2 separate regions of the Homo sapiens genome follow, and region 1 is linked to region 2. Evidence: chromatin loops called from intact Hi-C (ENCODE). Cell type or tissue: HCT116. All regions are shown on one strand. Each heading gives the region's core, and the rest is flanking DNA. Links, peaks and the distances in the headings are about the cores only.

Region 1 (4,407 bases), core at 125-4,124, 65 kb after region 2:
ATCTTCTGCAGATAACTACTCCTCCCCTTTTGAGAGATAGCTCATGGTCTGTTACTGGGCCTTGGTGGAAACTGAACATTTGTCTATGGGCCGTCAAGTCACCATGTGACCTGAACTGCCTATCATGAACTGAGTGCTTTCTGACCGATCTAGCCATAAGGTGGGTCATGCACAGCAGCATTCCATCATCAAATGGAAGGGGTATATATATGATCAGGCTCCAGCAGGTCCTGAAGGCACAAGTAAGTTACATTAGGAAGTGGCTCAAATGCCCATGGTCTCCTCTCTCCCCTGCATTCTCTCCCCCAGCCTACACTGATGGCCTCTTGGGGAGTTCTCTATGGTCTGTTGACAAGGAAGAAAAGACTAGGGCCTGGTTCACAGATGGTTCATGATTTACAAGCACCACCTGAAAGTGGACAGCTGCAGCACTACAGCCCCTTTCTAGGACATCCCTAAAGGACAGTGGTGAAGGGAAATCTTCTCAGTGGGCAGAACTTTGAGCAGTGCACCTGGTTGTGCATTTTACATGGAAGGAGAAATGGCCAGGTGTGTAATTATACACTAATTAATTGGGCTGTAGCCAATGGTTCGGCTGGATGGTCAGGGACTTGGAAGAAGCATGATTGGAAAATTGGTGACAAAGAAATTTGGGGAAGAGGTATGTGGATGGACCTCTCTGAGTGGTCAAAAACTTGAAGATGTTTGTATCCCATGTGAGTGCTCACCAATGGGTAACTCCTGCAGAGGAGGATTTTAATAATCAAATGGATAGAATGACCCATTCTGTGCACACCACTCAGCCTCTTTCCCAGCCACTGCTGTTATCACCCAATGGACCATAAACAAAGTGGCCATGGCGGCAGAGATGGAGGTTATGCATGGGCTCAGCAACATGGACTTCCACTCACCAAGGCTGACTTGACTATGGCCAGTGCTGAGTGCCCAATTTGCCAGCAGCAGAGATCAACACTGAGAGCTCGATATGGCACCATTCCTCTGGGTGATCAGCCAGCTGCCTGGTGGCAGGTTGATTATATTGGAACCCTTCCATCATGGAAAGAGCAGAGGTTTGTCCTCACTGGAACAGACACTCCAGATATGGGTTTGCCCATTCTGCACGTAATGCTTCTGCCAAGACTACCATTAGTGGACTCAAGGAATGCCTTATCCACCGTCATGGTATTCCACACAGCATTGCCTCTGACTGACTAAGGCACTCACTTTAAAGCTAAAGAAGTATAGCAGTGGGCTCATGCTAATGGAATTCACTGTTCTTACCATGTCCCCCATCATCCTGAAGTAGCTAGATTGATAGAACGGTGGAATGGCCTTTTGAAGTCACAATTACAATGCCAACTAGGTGTCAGTATTTTGCAAGGCTGGGGCAAAGTTCTCCAGAAGGCCGTGTATGCTCTGAATCAGCATCCAATATATGGTACTATTTCTCCAATAGCCAGGATTTACACATCCAGAAATCAAGGGGTGGAAGTGGAAGTGACACCACTCACCATCACCCCTAGTGATCCACTAGCAAAATTTTTCCTTTTTTATTTTGGGACACTATGTTGTGCTGGCCTAGTGGTCTTAGTTCCAGAGGGAGGAACGCTGCCACCAGGAGACAGAATGAGTCCATTAAACTGAAAATTAAGATTGCCACCTGGACCCTTTGGGTGCCTTCTACCTTTAATCAACAGGCTAAGACAGGACTTACAGTGTCAGCTTGGGTGATCGACTTGGACTGTTAAGATGAAATCAGCCTACTACTCCACAACAGAGGTAAGGAGGGTATGCATGGAATACAGGAGATCCATTAGGGTGTCTCTTAGTATTACCATGCCCTGTGATTAAGCTCAATGGGAAACTACAACAGCCAAATCCAGGCAGGACTACAAATGACCCAGACCCTTCAGGAATGAAGGTTTGGGTCAGTCCACCAGAAAAAAAAAAAAACCAAAAAAAAACCCAAAACAAAACATGACCTGCTGAGGTGCTTATGAAGGCAAAGGGAATACAGAGTGGGCAGTAGAAGAAGGTATTCATCAATAGCAGCTACAACCACGTGATCAGCTGCAGAAATGAGGACTGTAATTGTTAAGTGTATTTCCTCCTTTTGTTGAAAACATGTTTGTGCGTCTATACACTTGTACTAAGAAAATATCTTCATTTTATTTCCTTTCTCCTGTATCATGTGACGTAAGATTTATTGACTTCATGTCAGCATTTAAGTATTGTTAACGTTATGTAATAGTATTTGGGTTGGCGATTGGTGCGTTTCTGGTTGTATGAAGAATAGTTGTATTATGTTAAGTGTAATTATGACCTTACTATTGTCTTTATTTGAAGATTATGTATGATCTCAGGAGATGTGTATGGGTTCAAGTTTACAAGGGGTGAAGTTGTTATGGTTTATAATGAATGTCAACTTGATTGGATTGAAGGTGTTGATTGCCTCTGAGGGTGCTGCCAAAAGAGTTTAACATTTGACTCAGTGGTCTGGGAAAGGCAGACCCACCCTTAATCTGATTAGGGCACAATCTCATTAGTTATCAGCACAGCTAGAATATAAGCAGGCAAAAAAAATGTGAAAAGAGAGACTGGACTAACCTCCCAGCCTACATCTTTCTCCTGTGCTGGATGCTTCCTGCCCTCGAACATGGGACTCTAAGTTCTTCAGTTTTGGAACTCAGACTGGCTTTCCTTGCTTCTCAGCCTGCACATGGCCTATTGTGGGACCCCGTGACTGTGTGAGTTAATACTTAATAAACTCCCCTTTACATATATATATATATAGTTCATTAGCTCTGTCCCTCTAGAGAACCCTGATAAATACAATATATATACAACAATTTCTTTATCCGTTCATCCACTGAAGGATGTATAGGTTGTTTCCACATTTTGCCTATTGTGAATAGTGCTTCAATGAACATAGAAGTGTTAATATCTCTTTGACATACTGATTTCATTTTTTTGAATATATATCTAGAAGTGGAATTGCTGGATCATATGAATGTTCTGTTTTTATTTTTTTAAGAAACATTGATAATCTTTACCATGGAAGCTGCACTGTTTTGCATTCCCACCAATAGTGTACAAGGGCTCCAAATTCTCAACATTCTTGAGAACACTTTTTTTTTTAATAATAGTCATCCTGACAGGTGTGAAGTGACATATCATTGTGGTTTTGATTTGCATTTTTGTGTTGATTAGTCATGTTGAACATTTTTTCATATACCTGTTGATCATTTGTAACTCTTTGGAGAAATGTCTATTTATGTCATTAGCTTATTCTTAAAATCAGATTATTTTTTGTTTCTACTGAGTGACAGGAGTTCTGTATACATTTTGGAGATTAATCTCTTATCAAATATACGGCTTACAAATATTTTCTTCTATTGTGTGTGTTGCCTTTTCACGCTGTTGTTTCCTTTGCTGTGTAGAATCTTTTTAGTTTGATTTACTCCCACTTGTTCAAAATATGTCAGTATTTCTGTAAATAAGTGGCAATCTACATTGATGACAAAGTATTTAGAATAAGCGGCATTAACATAGAGTGTGGATGGTAAAGGGAGACTTCCTAGAGGAGGGTATGAAACCTGAGAGTTCTTACTCTAACTTTCACTTCATGTTGACTGGCCTTGTTCTATGATATTTCCCTTCCTGTTACGTTTCGTGCTTCCATTTCCTGATACTTCTCATGGGCATGTTTAATCATAGAGGCAAGAGTCTTTAGAGGTAGTCTTGTTTATGCTCCTTGCTGACAGAGCTGTAAACTCAAAACATACCTGGAGAAGGTGAAAATCTACTTTTCATTCCCTAATTTTTATCTTAGAGGATTCTTTGCCCCTTTGAAAGTGCTGGGGAAAGAGAAGTGAACTCACAACATCATTTACATTTCTAAGTTTATGTCCACAATGTTAAAATTTATCTGATAAATAATAGGACATGAATTTGGTCCTGGGTTATTCTTCGTGAAATAACCTATGCTAAAAAGACTGTTCTAAAACAATTTTCTTTCTTTGAAAAAAACATGGGATGATTATTTCAGTTTCTGGAGGGTCTCTGTGGTTCTGAGACAAATGAAATCCTCTGGGCTATAAAAGTGCCAAAGTTGGCCCTAAAATATATTCCACTATCATGGGAGTGTTTAGTCTCAGAGTTGGAAGGAATATCGGAAATTATAGAGTTCACTTCACAAGAAAGTTTTAGGGATAATGTTAGATTATGTATTTTTAACCCCTTAAAATATTAAGGAAATGAAAGTTGTGTCAGGGCCAAAGTTTTACTAGTAATTTACTCGTGTATGTCCCATATATAAAGTAATAGTAGTATTAGGATGAGTAAGAATGACATCAGGTACTCTTCATTTTCTAGTGCTCAATCTGATGTCCAGCTGGCTCAGGAGTG
Region 2 (4,407 bases), core at 315-4,314:
GAGATAATTTCAGAGCTTTAAGATTTGACTGCCCCACTGGATTTTGGACTTATGTGGGTCCTATAGCCCCTTTGTTTTGGCCAATTTCTCCCATTCAGAATGGCTGTATTTACCCAATGCTTGTACCCACATTGTATCGTGGAAGTAACTAACTTGCTTTTGATTTTACAGGCTCATAGGCAGAAGGGACTTGCCTTGTCTCATATGAGACTTTGGACTTGGATTTTTGTGTTGATGCTGGAATGAATTAAGAGTTTGGGGGACTGCTGGGAAGGCATGATTGGTTTTGAAATGTGAAAGGGACAAGAGATTTGGGAGGGGCCAGGGGCAGAATGATATGGTTAGGCTTTGTGTCCCCATCCAAATCTCATCTTAAATTGTAATCCTCACAATCCCCACGTGTCAAGGGAGACACCAAGTGGAGGTGATTGGCTCATAGGGGCAAGTTCCCCCATGCTGATCTCATGATAATGTGTGAGTTTTCATGAGATCTTGTAGTTTATAAGAGGCTCTTCCCCCTTCGCTCGGCATATCTCTTTCCTGCCATCTTGTGAAGAAGGTACCTTGTGTTTGCTTCACTTTCTGCCATTATTACAAGTTTCCTGAGGCCTCCCCAGCCATGCTGAACTGTGAGTCAGTTAAATCTCTTTCCTTTATAAATTACCCAGTCTTGGGCAGTTATTTATAGCAGTATGAAAATGGATTAATATAGGTGCTTTCTTATAAAATGGAGTATGTATTCCTTAAATCTTGTTGTGCTTTCCAGAAGCACCACTTTTTCCCAGGATTTTTCCTAATAATTTTAGATATTCTGACAATAATGGCCAGACATGACACAGTAGCTAGAAATAGGACATTTTCCACCTTAATTAATTAATAGCACAAAGTGCTAGAGCCTGGCTTCCTTATGCCAACCTAAGTATCCAGGAGACAGAACAAGTGGCAGGAAAAATTATAGATTTGGTTATCTTCCCTGAAATTTGATTGTTATGCAGGTCAAAAAAAGCTATTTCCCAGTGACTGATGCACACTAATTGTACCCTCTTCCTTTTATCTATAATGCCTTCACTCCTTTGTGTATTTGGTAAACCAATACCCAATGTCATCTTATTTGTCAAGCTTTCCCTCACCCTTTTGACAAAATAGGTAACTCCCCACTTTTTTATTACTTAGCATTTTTATACATATCTGTCATAGAATTCATGTTGTATTTAGGTTATACAGGTCAGATCCCAGCCTTGAGTTGTGTTCACCAAAGCATTCAGAAAAGTTTGGAGCCACTAAGAATCTATTTGTTTGTAGGATTAAGAGCTTCCTGGAAAATAACTTATGATAGAGGTAAAAGGAATGAAGTCCACTTTGGGAGGCCAAGGTGGGTGGATCACTTGAGTTTAGGAGTTCGAGACCAGCCTGGCCAACATGGTGAAATCCCATCTCTACTAAAAATACAAAAATTAGCTGGGTGTGGTGGTGGGTGCCTGTAGTCTGGGAGGCTGAAGCAGGAGAATCGCTTGAACCCGGGAGGCAGAGGTTGCAGTGAGCCAAGATCACCCCACTGCACTCCAGCCTGGGCAACAGAGCAAGACTCTGTCTCCAAAAAAAAAAAAAAAAAAAAAAAAAGAAAGAAAAAAAAATAAGAAAAAGAAAAGAAAGAAATGGAGTCAAGAATGTGAGCTCAGGATAAAGTATGTTCCTTAACCCTAGGAACTTAGGGGGTAATTCTAGAGGTAATATGTTATTACTCAGATCTTTTTATTGCATGTCTGAAATAAGTGTGATTAAAATCCTCAAGAGCTGTTTCTTTTTTTTTTAATAATCAAATGAGCTCTTCAGAGTTTAAAAGGTTGGTAACACTGGTGGCAACTTAACATAGCTTTGGCATGGGGCATAGGTATCCATGGTATAGACATTAGTGCTGTACCCTTGGCACAGACTTGGTGCAGCTGATCCTGTTATCTTTAGTTGGCTTCAATCATGTGAATGCCACGTTTTGCTTTGGCAGCATTCAGGCATTGCCTTTACTAGCAGGGCAGGACAGGAGAAAAATACCAGATGCCACATGGTAGTCTGAGATACCCACGAGGGGTCCATAACTCTTTGAGAGGAATTTTGGGGAAATAAGGGACCAGCTTGGAGTTCTGCAGAATAGATGCAGGTAGATCCAGAGAAATGGATAGAATGGTAAAAGTGAGTTTCAGCTAATTGTTTACCCATATTTCTCCCTTACTGCAGTGGGGTTTGTTCATGGTAGGGAGTTTCTCGTTGCTTTATTTGCTCACAGTGGTTCCTTTCATCTCCACCCTTGTTGTTACTGACTCACTGTAGGCACAATATGTTTTACTACCCCATTGATTTGTGGTTTGGTCATGTGATTCTGGCTGATGGAACGTTGGAATGTGAGTGGACATAATGGCCTGATAATTCTTGGCCAGAGCCTGAAGAAATAACATGATTCCATACATTCCTCTTGGGTTTCTGACTTCTGCCATGAAAAATGCATGTCCCAATTATCCATTGCTCCTTCATCCTGGGTCCAGAGATGAAGAATGGAGCAAACCTGGACCTGACCTGAAACCTAGAGCCCAGTCTAGGTGAGATGAACCCAGCTGAGATCAGCCAAACTCCAGCTAACTCACAGACCCGTGTATGTAAAAAAAAATATAAATGTTTTAAACTACTGAGATTTTGAAATAGTTTGTAATACAACATTGTTACAGCAGAAACACGACTAATACAAACCATATCTTGGCGCTTTTGTAGCCATAAAAGCTAGCTAAATACCTAGCAAAAGGTGGATACTTCATAAATAGTTGCTGAATTAGTGAAGAAAAGTCTTTACAAAGGCTGGACTGATTATATCCTTGTACCTACTTCAATTATGTTTCAGTTATTAGAGCAAGATACCTGGGGGAGTCAAATAAGCCATTTATGGACCATTTTCTTTACTTCCAAACCAAGGCAGATGTCTCATAATATGTATCCTTCAACCCACAGAGTTGAAACTCTAGCCATAGGAAAAAATAATGACTTAATGCACAGCCACCCCACTCCAAAAGCACCCACCCCAAAAGCACTGTGCACGCCTTGTTGTTGGCAGTTCAGAAGGACTATCTCTGATTGTGGAGGTCAACTCTGAATAAAGCAAACAATCTTCCCTGTTACATTGTTGCAGTATGTGTTTTCAGATTAGCTCTTAGGACCCCACTGGTTTGGAGTTTGGATACCAAGTGTTCTGGAGGAGATGGAAATGGTGTGTATTGGGGTTGGTAAGAAGCAGAGAGAGGCAGCAGAAATGAAGAGGTGGCTTAAAAGGGGTGGAAACTTAAAAAATTGTCAGGGGTTGGAAGGAGGAATTACATACCAGAATATGAGTGCCCATTGAGGATACTGTAAGCCAGGTGGTCTGGAGAGTGGAAAGGAAGATAAGGTTTTACAATAAGAAAGAGTGATGCAGGCAAGCAGGTGGACTTCTTGCTGAAAAATGGAGGCCTTAGATGATTATATTAGATCAAACTAGCATGAGTATCTTGAACGAAATGTCACTTAGTAATTTCAGGCATTTTGCTGAGGCTTTGGTGACCCAAAGAATAATTTACTTTTAGGGAAAAACAACATATTCTTGTTTTAAAACACTGTTCTTAGTAATAGTCCTTGAAAATAAAAGAAACTTTAAGCATCTGTTTTTGAATGGTGCTCTAATCTCAGGGAAAAGTCCTGCTTTCCAAAGTTTAAATAGGATTTGGAATTCAGACAAAGTGTGATTAATTTTCTTGCTGGGATAGAGCTTGGAATTACATCTTATTAGCCCTTTGATTGTTTTAAAAATATCTACACCATATTATTTTCTTCTTATATCTTTGAAACTAAGAAACAAGGATAGAAAAATTGTGTCCAGATTAATAGAAGATATTATCTTGATTGTAGGATTTCTAAAATGAAATAACACCCACCAGTCACAAGCAGGTTCTTTTAAGATATTTTTTTTTCGCTTTGTTTAAACAATCACAGGATTTGAACAGTTATTTTTGTCTGAAGAATAATTTTATTGTGACTTACTGGACTTAGTAATGGATCATGAAAAAAGTGTTTATTAATGAGATTTTAATACTTTGGTATTTCTAATCAATAATGCTTAAAATACAAGAAAGGAATCAGATGTTACTTATCTTGGGCCAAGTTATTTCTTGAAAAGGCAATTAGTGATGTTTTGTTGTGTACATTTTGATCAGAGTATGAAATCTTAATGGCTCAGGGGTAAATAGTGGTTAACCAGTGGTTTTGAACATTGTTTAAGAGAGAGTTAGTATCTAGGATCTGTTTCCAATCAATTCTATTGTTTCAGTTTGAAGAAACAGCAGACGGCTTTGGTCAACAATTTCACTGATACTCTTATTTAACAACTTTGTA

Evidence for each region. Peaks named below come from ENCODE experiments on the same cell type or tissue, not always from the same donor. Only the 100,000 strongest peaks of a DNase experiment are listed, where the experiment ranks them.
Region 1: it touches region 2 in a loop (4-fold over the local background); 1 of 110 quality-filtered maps calls a loop at or near these places.

Annotation. Positions count from the first base shown.
Region 1 is chrX:121,452,895-121,457,301 of GRCh38, forward strand. No RefSeq gene overlaps it. Among named protein-coding and RNA genes, the nearest start is that of MIR3672, 84 kb to the left of the region's middle. In HCT116, for the core only: no CTCF peak of the experiment used is centred there; no DNase peak of the experiment used is centred there.
Region 2 is chrX:121,388,182-121,392,588 of GRCh38, forward strand. No RefSeq gene overlaps it. Among named protein-coding and RNA genes, the nearest start is that of MIR3672, 19 kb to the left of the region's middle. In HCT116, for the core only: no CTCF peak of the experiment used is centred there; a DNase peak (open chromatin) is centred at 2,310.